2 separate regions of the Homo sapiens genome follow, and region 2 is linked to region 1. A link is an interaction called in ENCODE POLR2A ChIA-PET data of the cell type or tissue named here. Cell type or tissue: HepG2. All regions are shown on one strand. Each heading gives the region's core, and the rest is flanking DNA. Links, peaks and the distances in the headings are about the cores only.

Region 1 (6,752 bases), core at 1,144-6,143:
ATAAAGCACATGAGATATTCAACACTTTATTATAAAACAGCTTTGTGTTTGATGATTTTGACCAACTGTAGGCTAATATAAGTATTATGAGCTTGGCCAGGAGTAGTGGCTTACGCCTGTAATCCCAGTACTTTGGGAGGCCGAGGTGGGCAGATCACCTGAGGTCAGGAGTTCGAGACACACCTGGCTAACATGGTGAAACCCCATCTCTACTAAAATACAAAAATTAGCCGGGCGTGGTGGCTGGCGCCTGTAATCCCAGCTACTTGGGAGGCTGAGGCACGCGAATCACTTGAACCTGGGAGGCAGAGGTTGCAGTGAGCCGAGATCGTCTCACTGCACTCCAGCCCGGGCAATAGAGCAAGACTCCGTCTCAAAAAAACAAAGTATTATGAGCTTACATTAAGGTAGGCTAGGCTAAGTTATGATGTTTGGTAGGTTAAGTGTATTTTTTTTTTTTCCGAGATGGAGTCTTGCTCTGTCTTGCCCAAGCTGGAGTGCAGTGTCACCATCTTGGCTCACTGTGGCCTCCACCTCCCAGGTTCAAGCAATTCTTCTATCTCAGCCTCCCGAGTAGCTGAGACTACAGGCATGTGCCACTACACCTGGCTAATTTTGTATTTTTAGTAGAGAAGGGGTTTCACCATGTTGGCCAGGCTGGTCTCGAACTCCTGACCTCAGGTGATCCACCCGCCTTGGCCTCTCAAAGTGCTGGGGTTACAGGCATGAGCCACCACGCCCGGCCAGGTTAAGTGTATTAAATGCATTTTCCACTTATGATATTTTCAACTTCTGATGGGTTTATTGGAACATAACGCCATCATAAGTCAGGAAACATCTGTACTTTGTAGATGATCTCAACTTTGTCTTCTAATACTACTAATGAAGTTTTGATCAATGTCATATTTTATTTACTTTTTATTTAATTATTAATTTGTGAGACAAGTCTTGCTCTGTCACCAAGGCTGGAGTGCAGTGGTGTGATCATAGCTCACTGCAGCCTCTACCTCCAGGGCTCAAGTTGAGGCAGGAAAATAGGATCTGGAGGTAGGGAATATAAGGCCGATTCACACTTCAGCTATGACAGGAAATAGCCTCTCCATAGGGCGTAGGCCAAGTAAATGATTGTAACTTTACTTTATCCTCTTCATTTACATAGGGCATACCTCAAGTAGAGGTTATTTTTAAACTCCCAAAAATTCTGAAACAGGGCCTTTGAGCTATGCTTGGGCCTGCTCAAACCCTGTGGAGTGTACTTTCATTTTCAATAAATCCCTTCATTCCTTCCTTGCTTTGTGCGTTTTGTCTAATTCTTTGCTCAAGACGCCAAGAACCTGGACACTCTTCCCGGGTAGCAAAGTGATCCTCCCACCTCAGCCTCCCAAATAGCTGGGACTAGAGGCATGCACCACCATGCCTGGCTAATTTTTATTTATTTATTTCATTTTATTGGTAGAGACTTGGTGTTACTATGTTGCCCAGGCTGGTCTTGAACTCCTGGGCTCAAAGGATCCTCCCTCCTTGGCCTTCCAAAGTGCTGGGATTGGTGTGAGCCACTGCCCCCAGTCTGCAGGACAATTCTTTTTTTTTTTTTTTTTGAGACAGAGTTTCACTCTTGTTGCTCAGGCTGGAGTGCAATGGCCCCATCTTGGCTCACTGCAACCTCTGCCTCCTGGGGTCAAGCAATTCTCCTGCCTCAGCCTCCCAAGTAGTTGGGATTACAGGCATGCACCACCACCACGCTTGGCTAATTTTGTATTCTTAGTAGAGACGGGGTTTCACCATGTTGTTCAGGCTGGTCTTGAACTCCTGACATCAGGTGATCCTCCTGCCTTGGCATCCCAAAGTGCTGGGATTACAGGCGTGAGCCACCACGCCAGGCTGACAATTCTTGAAGAGTAAATAGCTTTTCCCATCAAAAGGAATCAAGATTCCTTGAAGAAATGCCTGCTTCCAGGTCTGAGGAAAGGAAATGTAAATTATTACCGATTTTTCTTATTTTTCCTACTATGTTAAGCACAGAAATTCCCAAAAACATAACCACAAATAGTTAAAAAAATATATAAAAAAAAGATGGCCAAGTGCGGGTGGCTCACGTCTGTACTCCCAGCACTTTGGGAGGCCAAGGCGGGCGGATCACCTGAGGTCGGGAGTTCGAGACCAGCCTGACCAACATGGAGAAACCCCGTCTCTACTAAAAATACAAAATTGGCCCGGTGTGGTGGCACATGCCTGTAATCTCAGCTACTTGGGAGGCTGAGGCAGGAGAATCGCTTGAACCCGGGAGGCGGAGGTTGCGGAGAGCCGAGATCACGCCATTGCACTCCAACCTGGGCAACAAGAGCGAAACTCCGTCTCAAAAAAAAAAAAAAAAAAAGATATAGCCGCCATTTTGGTGTAAGCCTCCCGAGTCTTTTCTATGCATATGAGGCAGGAGAATAGGGTCCGGAGGCAGGGAACCTAAGGCCGATTCAAGCTGGCTTTCTAGAACTAAGTCAATGGCCGGGCGCGGTGGCTCACGCCTGTAATCCCAGCACTTTGGGAGGCCGAGGCAGGCAGATCACCTGAGGTCGGGAGTTTGAGACCAGCCTGACCAATATGGAGAAACCCTGTCTCTACTAAAAATACAAAATTAGCCGGGCATGGTGGCGCATACCTGTAATCCCAGCTACTCAGGAGGCTGAGGCAGGAGAAGCGCTTGAACCCGGGAGGCGGAGGTTGCGGTGAGCCGAGATCGTGCCATTGCACTCCAGCCTGGGCAATAAGAGTGAAGTCCGTCTCAAAAAAAAAAAAAAAAAAAACTAAGTCAAAAGGAACATCCCAACTTTCCACAGGTAAATAACAAAAGGATTGTAAACTACTCCCTTTGCAAATCCACCCCACCCCCACCCCACCTTTCTGTGCGGCAGATGGAAAATTGAAAGCATTTCTGATTGGTTGCCTTCTTTTCTTTCTTTCTTTTTTTTTTTTTTTTTTTTTTAGGGGGGTGGGGAAGTTGTCTACCTCTGTGGCCCAGGCTGGAGTGCAGTGGCACGATCTTGGCTCACTGCAATCTCTGCCTCCCAGGTTCAGGCGATTTTTGTGCCTCAGCCTCTCAAGTAGCTGGAATTACAGGCACGTGCCACCACGCCCAGCTAAATTTTTTATTTTTAGTAGAGATAATTCCTCATGTTGGCCAGACTGGTCTCAAACTCCTGACCTCAGGTGATCCACCCGCCTTGGCCTCCCAAAGTGCCGGGGTTCCAGGCGTGAACCACCACGCCCAGCCTGATTGGTTGCTTTCTGTAGCCAATCAGACGTTTGCATAGGAGTGAGTGTAACTTTGTAACTACACTTCATCCTCTGATTGGTTGCTTTCCACAACCAAACAGACTGATTGCAGGCCGCTATTTCATTTACATAGGGTGTACACCATGTAACCAATGGGAAACCCCTAGAGGGTATTTAAATTCCAGAAAATTCTGGGGCTCTTGAGCCCCTGTACTAGGCCTGCTCCAGCCTTGTGGAATGTACTTTTGTTTTCAGTAAATCTCTGCTTTTGTTGCTTCATTCTTTCCTTGCTTTGTGCGTTTTGTCCAATTCTTTGTTCAAAACGCCAAGAACGTGGACACCCTCCACCGGTAACACAAAAGCATGCCCAACACACACATACACGGGCATTTTTGGAAGAAAAAGTGTAATCGTATTAAATATTTTTGTAAATTGCCTTTTATATTTCATTTAACATTATATTGTGAACCTTCTCTTATGTCAAATGTAGCGCTTGGACGTCATTTTTGAAAGCATTCAAGAAATCCTTTATCCAAAAGAAATCACAGTCAGGGCATCGGTGAACAAAACAAATTGGTTGAGTTTCCCGGGTGGACTCTGGACTGGGCCTTTTCCCTACCTTGCAGGCTGCAGCCATGCTTGGGAGCTACGGCATTAATCTATAGGGCAATGACTCAGCTTCATTTGCATAACCATGGTGCACTGCATGCAATATATTTACAAGTTAAAAGCCGTAGGTGTCCTTTAAACCTGCTGTTTTGAAGAATGATACTTTTCCTTACACATTCGCCTGAAAGAAGTGCTGTATGTATTTGAGCTGGGCTTAATTTCACCCTCAGTGTACCAGAGGTGGCTGTTACCTGGCAACTGCCTTTCCAAGCTTGCTGTTGTTTTTTCTTGTTTTTAGATTAATAGAGTTAGTCGTTTTTTTTTTTTTTTTAATTCTGTTACTATTTTATGAGACAGGATCTTGTTCTGCTACCTACACTGCATTGTAGTGGTACAAATATGGCTCGCTGTAGCCTCGGCCTCCTGGGCTTAGACCACCCTCTTGCCACAATGGTAAATGCCCAGCTAGTTTTTTATTTTTACATTTTAATTATTTGTTTTTTTTTATTTGTTTTTTTTTGAGACAGCGTCTCACTTTGTTGGTCAGGCTGGTCTCAAATTCCTCGGCTCAAGTGATCCTCCCACAGCGGGGATACAAGCATGAGCCACTGTGCCTGGCTTTCCCTTTTATTAAAGATTTAAGCAAAAATAAAACTAAGTAGAGTTTGTTGGGGGTTTTTTGTTTGTTTTTTGAGACAGTCTTTGTTGGGTTTTTGTTTGTTTGTTTGTTTTTTAAGACAGTTGCCCAGTCGCCCAGGCTGGAGTACAGTGGTGCAATCACAGCTCACTGCAACCTTGACCTCCCAGGCTCAAGTGATCCTCCCATCTCAGCCTCCCGAGTAGCTAGGACTACAAGTGCATGCCACCATACCTGGTGAATTTTTTGTATTTTTATTAGAGATGGGGTCTCACTATGTTGCTCAGGCTGGTATAGAACTCCTGGGCTCAAGGGATCTGCTAGCCTTGGCCTCCCAAGGTGCTGGGATTATAGGCATGAGCCACCAGGCCCAGTGAGTAGAGTTTTAACTGGGTGTTTTATTGAGGTGTGTAATGTTGGGACCTGTCTTCTCCTTGTTTTATGTAGCTGTAGTTTCTTGATTTCTCTTATGCTATGTAATATCTGACTTTTATGGTAGCTGTTTCTTTTAGTTCTACTACATATGTAGTATAGTTGTACCTGTATTTGGAGTTTACGTAGGTCTTCTCTCCAATCTTGCATTTTCTGTTTAACATTACATTTATGAGATTCATAGATTCACTCACAGCACTGTGCACAGCTGTTATTTTTTCGTGTTCTTGGCTCTTTGCTATGGTTATCACACTGTCATTATAATTCCATTCTACTGTTGATGCACATTTGGGTTGGGTGCAGCCTGAGGTCACTAGAACATCACTTTTATTGACAGTCGTGCATGTGCCACCTACTAGCACATGCCATATGATGTTTTTATCTTCCACTTTACTAAGTAATGGTAGTTATTTTCATAAGTGGTTAATACCATTTGGTATTCCCTAGGAGAGGAACTGCTTGCTGGGCAAAGAGAAGTACATATTCAACTTTTCATTGAAGTAATGCCAGTTTTGGCTTACTTCCAAAGAGATTGTGCCAGTGCATAGTTGCGCCAATAGCACGTCGATGTTCCTGTTGTTTCACATGCTTACTAACTCTTGATATTTTCAGACTTCTACTTTTTTTTTTTTTTTTTTTTTGAGATAGGGTCTACTCTGTCACCCAGGTTGGAGTGCAGTGGCACGATCTCGGCTTACTGCAACCTTTGCCTCCCAGGTTCAAGTGGTTCTCCCACCACAGTCTCCCAAGCAGCTGGGACTACAGGCGCGCACCACCATGCCCAGCTAATTTTTGTATTTTCGTAGAGATGGGGTTTCATCATGTTGCCCAGGCTGGTCTTCAACTCCTGAGCTCAGGCAATCTGCCCACCTCAGCCTCCCAAAGTCTTAGGATTACAGGCGTGAGCCACTGCACCCAGCCTTCAGACTTCTACATTTTTGACCATCTGGTGGGTATAAAATATATCACTTAAAATATTTGCACACAATTCCATCATGTGGATGAACCACCATTTGTTCAAATCAAGATTCTGGTGTATGACATATAGGTACCTGCCAATTTTTCTATTGTATACTCAAAGTCTTGCTTGTCTAATTGCTTCCTTAGCATAAATTCCAAGAGTAGAAATGTCGGGTTAAATGTTCCTCACATTTAACATTTTGATGCTTGTTACCCGACTGCCATTTGGAAAGATTTAACAATTTTACACTCCCATCTACAGTATTTTTATGCTTTTTCCCCATACCCGTGTCAAAATTAGGTATTAAAAGAAATCTACAAAAATTAGCTGGGCATGGTGGCAGGTGCCTGTAATCCCAGCTACTCGAGAGGCTGAGGCAGGAGAATAGCTTGAACCCTGGAGGCGGAGGTTGCAGTGAGCCGAGATCGCACCACTGCACTCCAGCCTGGGCGACAGAGCAAGACTCCGTTTCAAAAAAAAAAAAAAAAAAAAGATGCATGTCCTTAATTTTAGAAGTCAAATTACACAAGGCTTTTAAAACAACAGAGACCCTTGACCAGTGCTTCTCTCTTTGTAACTACCCAATGGGTTCATTTTGCCCACTGCCCAGATGGAGCCGATTTATCAAAACAAGGGAATTGCAATAGAGTTTAATACACACAGAGCTGGCTGAACAGGAGACCGGAGTTTTATTATTACTGTGAATAGAAAATATCTTGGGCCCCCAAAATCACTAAGCTAAAGGGAAAATTCAAGCTGGGAACTGCTCAGGGCAAACTTGCCTCCCATTCTATTCAAAGCCATCCCTCTGCTCACTGAGATAAATGCATATCTGATTGCCTC
Region 2 (6,752 bases), core at 446-5,445, 77 kb after region 1:
AAATGTCACAGTCCCTGCGCTCTACAAGTTCTAATTCTTTTAAAATTGTTGCGTTTTTTTCTTTTCATTTTCCAAAAATATGTCAGGGTAACTTGCCAGGTGACTTTCAGGTGATTGGGGAGGCCTAAAGCACATTCTTTTCTCATGAGCATGGAATAAACTTTTGTATTAATACTTCTTTCTACAGTTGTCCCTCACATTACTGATGCTGTCCAGGAGTGGGTTATGAATCAAGCCAAGGTGCCGGTGGATGGTAATAAGGAAGAGCCCCAAATATGCGTTATTGAGGCAAGCATAGAACTTTCTTTATAAAATTATATCCTGCTGGGTCTTTGAGCATCTGATCTTCATTTATTTGACAAATACTTACACACGCCCTCCTGAGTGCTGGACACTGGGCTAGGAGGTGGGGTCACAGCAAGAAACAACATAGATGGCTTCTGTCTTTGTGGTCACAAGTGAGTGGGCAAGATTGGCATTAGACAGACAATCACACCTACTCCTGGGTGGACGTGCAGTGATCTGCTTGTGGAGACTGATCAGCTGCTGATAAAGTCAATGTGAGGGCCTCTTCTGTGCCGGGGCCTGGGATGGGCACAGTCTCTGACCTTGGGGAGCTTGCAGACAACCCTGTCTACACACAACAGACTGCATTCTAGTGCATACTATTTGAAAAGTATTTCCGAAGTGCTTTGGAAGTGTAAAGAGACACTGGGTTAGGGAAGTCAGATGGTAGCGGTGATAAGTGATTAGTATCAGCTGTTTAAAGAAAGAAGCTAGTGGCTGCGCGAGGTGGCTCATGCCTGCAATTCCGGCATTTTCAGATGCCAGGGTGGGAGGATTGCTTGAGTCCATGAGTTTGAGACAGCCTGGGCAACATGGCGAAAACCCGTCTCTACAGAGACTACAAAGATTAGCTAGGCATGTTGGTACGCACCTGTAGTCCCAGCTACTTGAGAAGGTGAGATGGGAGGATCTTTTGAGCCCGGGAGGTTGAGGCTGCAGAGAGCAGTGATTGCACCAGCACTTCAGCCTGGGTGATGGAGCCAGACCCTGTCTTAATTTAAAAAAAAAAAAAAAAAAAAAAAAAAGTCGTATTTGAACTTGCCACTTGTTTACTTCCTTCACCTTGTTCCCTTCCTCTCCACGTGCAGAATGACAATAACATCCATATCCTCCTCCTCTAAATGTCAGTTGGCTTAATTGCCGGGCGAAAGAGCAGAATAATGACCAATTTGGTTCTTAGAGTCAGGCTGCCTCAGTTTGTATTTCTGCAGTGACCCCTGAGCCACGTATAGCTCAGTGATTAAGAGTCTGGAGGCAAACTGTCTGGGTTTGTAGCCTAGCAAGGTCACTTATGGGGAGGAGGGGGTGACCTTGGGCAAGTTTGCTCAACCTCTCTGTGCCTCTTTAACTCATTTAACTCATTTGTAACTCATTGTTTTGAAGATTAAATAAGTCTCTACACTTAGTGCTTAGAATGGTGTCACAGATATAGTAAGTGCTTAAAAATTATTAGCTATTATTAAGATGCCTGTATGACTTTTGGAAAATTCTCACAGTTTCAACGTCCTCATTTGTAATAATGTAATAATATAATATTATAATAATAAGATAATAACAGGATTGGGGATTAAATGCAATGTATCAGAGCACTTTGCAATGTCTGGCATTTAGGAAGTGCTCAGTGAACATAAGTTAGCTATTATTATTGTCATCAATGTAAGTGTTAGCAGATATCATGATATGTAGAAGATCCATTTTGTTAATAGTAGAACTGATAAAGTTACTGGCTATTTATTTTTTATAGATAGGGTCTCGCTATGTTGCCTCGGGCTGGAGTGCAGTAGCTATCCACAGGTGCGATCAAAGCCCACTGCAGCCTCAAACTTCTGGGCTCAACCAATCATCTTGCCTCAGCCTCCCAAGTAGCTGGGACTACAGTGTACCACCACTATGCCTGGCAAATTTTTAATTTTATTTCTTATTCTACCCTTGAATTGACTTGTCTTCACAATGATTAATTTAGCACTTAATATGTACTAGCCCTGATGATAGCTGCTAAGGATGTGAGGTTGAGTGTGATCTGACTCCTGCTCTCCAGGAGCTCATTGGCTGGATTTTAAATTTCATGGAAACAGGGAAACTGACAAACAGAACCCCTTCTCCGTTATAACCCTGATGTTTATATTTGCTTATTGGATACTAGTGGTCAACCATCCTCTTTGGTTGATTGTAAGTTGTGTTCAACAGTTGTGTCTGTGCACCATTTAAGCTTTTGAAGAAGGACTGCCAAAGCTGATTTTTAGTTTTAATCATAGAGGAGCTGTTGAAATGTCTTCAAAGCCATTTTTATGAGTGAGACCTCAACTTCTCATACCAGTGGAGCTGACAGGTTTTATTTATATTAGTACGAGTTATCTTGGCATGAACCTGAAATAATTTATGCTTGTCTTAAAGGAATAACAGTTTTCTTTCTTCTTGTTTATTTTCCAAAAAAGAAGACTCAGCCAAGTGTGGTGGTGCAGGTCTGTAGTCCCAGCTACTTGGGAGGCTGAGGCAGGAGGATCATTTATACCCAGGAGTTTGAGGCCGCAGTGAGCCATGATCTCACTACTGCACTCCAGCCTGGGTGGCAGAGCGAGACTCTGTCTTTAAAAAAAATTTAAAAAGGGCCGGGTGTGGTGGCTCACGCCTGTAATCCCAGCACTTTGGGAGGCTGAGGCGGGTGGATCACGAGGTCAGGAGATCGAGGCCATCCTGTCTAACACGGTGAAACCCCGTCTCTACTAAAAATACAAAAAATTAGCCGGGCGTGGTGGTGGGCGCCTATAGTCCCAGCTACTCAGGAGGCTGAGGCAGGAGAATGGCGTGCACCCAGGAGGCGGAGCTTGCAGTGAGCCGACATCGCGCCATTGCACTCCAGCCTGGGCAACAGAGCGAGACTCCATCTCAAAAATAAATAAATAAATAAATAAAAATAAAAAAAGAAAAAGAAAAAAGACTTTCATTAAAGACAAAGGCAAAAACAACTTTGCACATCTCATAAATTTGCTGCTGCTTCCATTTCAGCATAAAGTATTGTTATAGGTGATATTTTCCCTTTTATCTGGGGCAACAGTTAACTTCAAACTATTCCAGTAGTAATATTGAAGGTTTCTGAACACGATAATGTGGGTGACCTAGAGGTATGGTAATGGGAACTTCTGAATTAGCAGGGAGACTGTAGTACCGCTGCTGACCACGTGAGGGCAGAAGCTGATAATGTTTGAAGTTGGCCTCCTTTTGGCATTCACTATTATTGACCCCCCAGAGAATCCCCATCAAAACACAAGATGGAAGCACACGGTTTAGTTTAAGTGCAGACCTCTGGTTTTCCTTAGAAAAAATAAATGATTTTCAAAAATTAGATTTTGGTGCCTTGTATTTAGTGGGTACTTACACTCACTTCACCCCTGCCAAGTTCCTGATTGCATGTGATGTTTTCATTTCGTTGAGTTGTTGTTGTTGTTGTTGTTGTTTTTTAAAGAGACAGTGTCTTACTCTGTTCCCTAGGCTGGAGTGCAGTGGTATGATCATGACTCACTGCAGCCTGGACTTCTCCAGGCTCAAGCGATCCTCCCACCTCAGCCTCCTGAGTGGCTGGGACCATAGGCGCCGTGCCGCCATGCCCAGCTAATTTTTTATGTTTTTGTGGAGGCAAGGTCTCACTTTGTTGCCCATGCTGGTCTCAAACTCCTGTGCTCAAGTGATACACCTGCCTCCCAAAGTGTTGGGATTACAGGTGTGAGCCACTGCACCCAGCCCTGGCTTTGGTTCTGCTGTAATTTTGGTAACAGGTACTAGAACACTGTTCCTTAGGGCTTATATTGAATTTCAGGACCTTTCTGTCCTGGCCCGACTACTAAACTAAACCTCCAGTGCTGCATGCAGGGTACTGGGCTCATGCCCTCATGGGGCTTACAGTCTAGTGGGGTAGAGAGCCAGGAAACAAAGACGGAAATGAAATAGAGGCAACTTGTGCTGAATTCCTAGGATGGGTACAGTGCTGTGACAAGGGCTAGTGGGATATAGGCTGCTTTAGGTGGGGGGTCAGAGTCTGCCCTCCAAGGAGGGTCAGAGTCCGCCCTCCAAGGAGGATGCATCTCTCTTGGACTGGAGGATAAAGAGGTTGCTGTAGATGAAGAAGGAGGGTAGGAGGGCTTAAGGAGCAGGAAGGAAGAGCATGGAGTACCCAAGAGGCCAGCGGGGAGGGGACCAGATGGCATTGGAGACTCAGTGCAAGGGCCAGGTCCTGAGAGCCTTTTGTTGGCTGCATTAAGGAGATTTGATGCTAGTTTTTTGTTTTTGTTTTTGTTTTGAGATGGAGTCTCGCTCTGTCGCCCAGGCTGGAGTGCAACGGTGTGATCTCGACTCACTGCAACCTCTGCCTCCTGGGTTCAAGCGATTCTCCTGCCTCAGCCTCCCGAGTAGCTGGGACTACAGGTGTGCCCCACCACGTCCAGCTAATTTTTGTATTTTTAGTAGAGACAGGGTTTCACCATGTTGGCCAGGATGGTCCCGATCTCCTGACCTGTGATCCGCCCGCCTCGGCCTCCCAAAGTGCTGGGATTACAAGCATGAGCCACTGCGCCTGGCCTTATTGTTAGTTTTAATGAAGCAATGGGCTACTGAAGAGTATACACGTGGAGAAATCTTTTTTGAAGTTTTATTTTTTATTTTTATATTTTTTCAGAGAAAGGGTCTCGCTCTGTCATCTAGGCTGGAATGCAGTGGGATGATCATGACTCACTGCAGCCTTGACCTCCTGGGCTCAAGTGATCCTCCTGCCTTGGCCTCCCAAAGCGCTGGGATCATAGGTGTGAGCCGCCATACCCAGCCACAATTTAGTGATTTTGAACGTATTTATAAACCTCTGTGTAACCATCAAACTTTAGTTCTCATGCTCGGTTTATTAAGAACTCTTTTTATTAGCTTGTGTACTGTGGGAGATGTGTGGTCATTTGTGTCTTTTTTTGTTTGTTTTCCATTCCCAGCTGGGAGGCACCATTGGAGACATCGAAGGAATGCCGTTTGTGGAGGCGTTTAGACAATTCCAGTTTAAGGCGAAAAGAGAGAATTTCTGTAATATCCACGTTAGCCTTGTCCCACAGGTGGGCTTTCCAGATAAGTATGTGGACAGCAACTTTGATAAGTTTTCCTATGATATTCTATGTGTCCTGCATTTGAAAGTGGGGCACCATTAATCATCCATAGGAGCTAGTGTCCAGTGTGCTGACGGGACCCCATTTTTTTTCAGCTCAGTGCTACCGGAGAACAAAAAACCAAACCCACCCAAAACAGCGTCCGCGCACTGAGGGGTTTAGGCCTGTCTCCAGATCTGGTGAGTTGAGGACAGTGGGTAAGTCTATCCTGAAGGTCTCTGGGAGCAGGACCTTCACTTCTTTTTTTTTTTTTTTTTTAATTTGAGACGGAGTCTTGCTCTGTCACCCAGGCTGGAGTGCAGTGGTGCAGTCTTGGCTCATTGCAACCTCCGCCTCCTGGGTTCAAGCGATTCTCCTGTCTCAGCCTCCAGAGTATCTGGACTACAGGCACATGCCACCACACCTGGATAATTTTGGTATTTTTAGTAGAGACAGAGTTTTGTCATGTTGGCTAGGCTGGTCTTGAATTCCTGACCTCAGGTGATCCGCCCGCCTCAGCCTCCCAAAGTGCTTGGGATTACAGCCAAGAGCCACCATGCCTGGCTGCCCTTCACTTCTTTATCTTTATCATCATCTAAGTCCTTTCTCATTCTCAAACGGCTCCTGTGACAATGAGGTTTTTCTATCTGGGAGCCGGAAAAGGCTTATTCCCTTAGCCTCAAGTGTTGCTTCAATCTGTTCTTCCCTAGGCTCTCATTTGATGGGCCACATTGATAGTTGGGCAAGTGTGATGTCCTGTCATTTATATGATTCCTGGATTCTTTAGAATGAAGGTGAAACCTTGGGATTTTCCTGTGACCCTGCTATCAATGATAACCCTGTGATGGGTTATCACTGCTCTTTTTTTCTTTTTGAGACGGGGTCTGGCTCTGTTGCCCAGGCTGGAGTACAGTGGTGTGATCTTGGCTCACTGCAACCTCTGCCTCCTGGGCTGAAGTGATTCTCCCACCTCAGCCTCTTGAGTAGCTGATACTAGAGGTGCACGCTACCACAGCGCACTAATTTTTGTGTGGTGTGTGTGTGTGTGTGTGTGTGTGTTTGTAGAGACAGGGTTTTGCTATGTTACTGAGGCTGGTCTCGAACTCCTGGGTTCAACCAATCCTCCTGCCTTGGCCTCCTAAAGTGCTGGGATTGCACCACGCCCAGTCCGCTGCTCTTATTTTTAGTCTAAACAGTGATGTGTCCTTATAGCAGGTGATCCAGTCATCACCAGTAGTCTCTGTCAGAGGTTGACAAATAACAGCCCACAACTTGCTTGCCTGTTTTTGTAAGTAAAGTTTTATTGGCATGCAGTCACACCCATTCATTTACATATTGTCTGTAGCTGCTTTCACACTGCACCTCAATTGAGGATCAGGACAGTGACTGTGTCACCTGCAAACCTAAAATATTTCCCATCTGGCCCTTTTGAGAAAAAGTTTGTTAACCCCGATCTAGCTCTTTTCTTGTAGTTAATGAAGCAACACTTGTGAGCCTGGACTCTGTTCACCAGAGACGTCTCGATGTTTCGAGTTCTTACTGATACACTTATGCTGAATTTGATTATAC

What was found. Peaks named below come from ENCODE experiments on the same cell type or tissue, not always from the same donor. Only the 100,000 strongest peaks of a DNase experiment are listed, where the experiment ranks them.
Region 2: POLR2A ChIA-PET joins it to region 1 with 13 read pairs; 3 of 35 experiments call an interaction of 5 or more read pairs at or near these places.

What each region holds. Positions count from the first base shown.
Region 1 is chrX:16,769,254-16,776,005 of GRCh38, reverse strand. No RefSeq gene overlaps it. Among named protein-coding and RNA genes, the nearest start is that of TXLNG, 14 kb to the left of the region's middle. RefSeq lists enhancers at 3,477-4,002, 4,003-4,528. In HepG2, for the core only: no CTCF peak of the experiment used is centred there; DNase peaks (open chromatin) are centred at 3,375, 3,915 and 4,325; H3K4me3 peaks cover 583 bases.
Region 2 is chrX:16,691,772-16,698,523 of GRCh38, reverse strand. CTPS2 (CTP synthase 2) reads left to right here. Exons shown (of 19, transcript NM_175859.3): 4 at 188-288; 5 at 5,037-5,153; 6 at 5,300-5,383. Among named protein-coding and RNA genes, the nearest start is that of CTPS2, 18 kb to the left of the region's middle. In HepG2, for the core only: a CTCF peak has its summit at 3,239 (motif pointing right); a DNase peak (open chromatin) is centred at 3,243.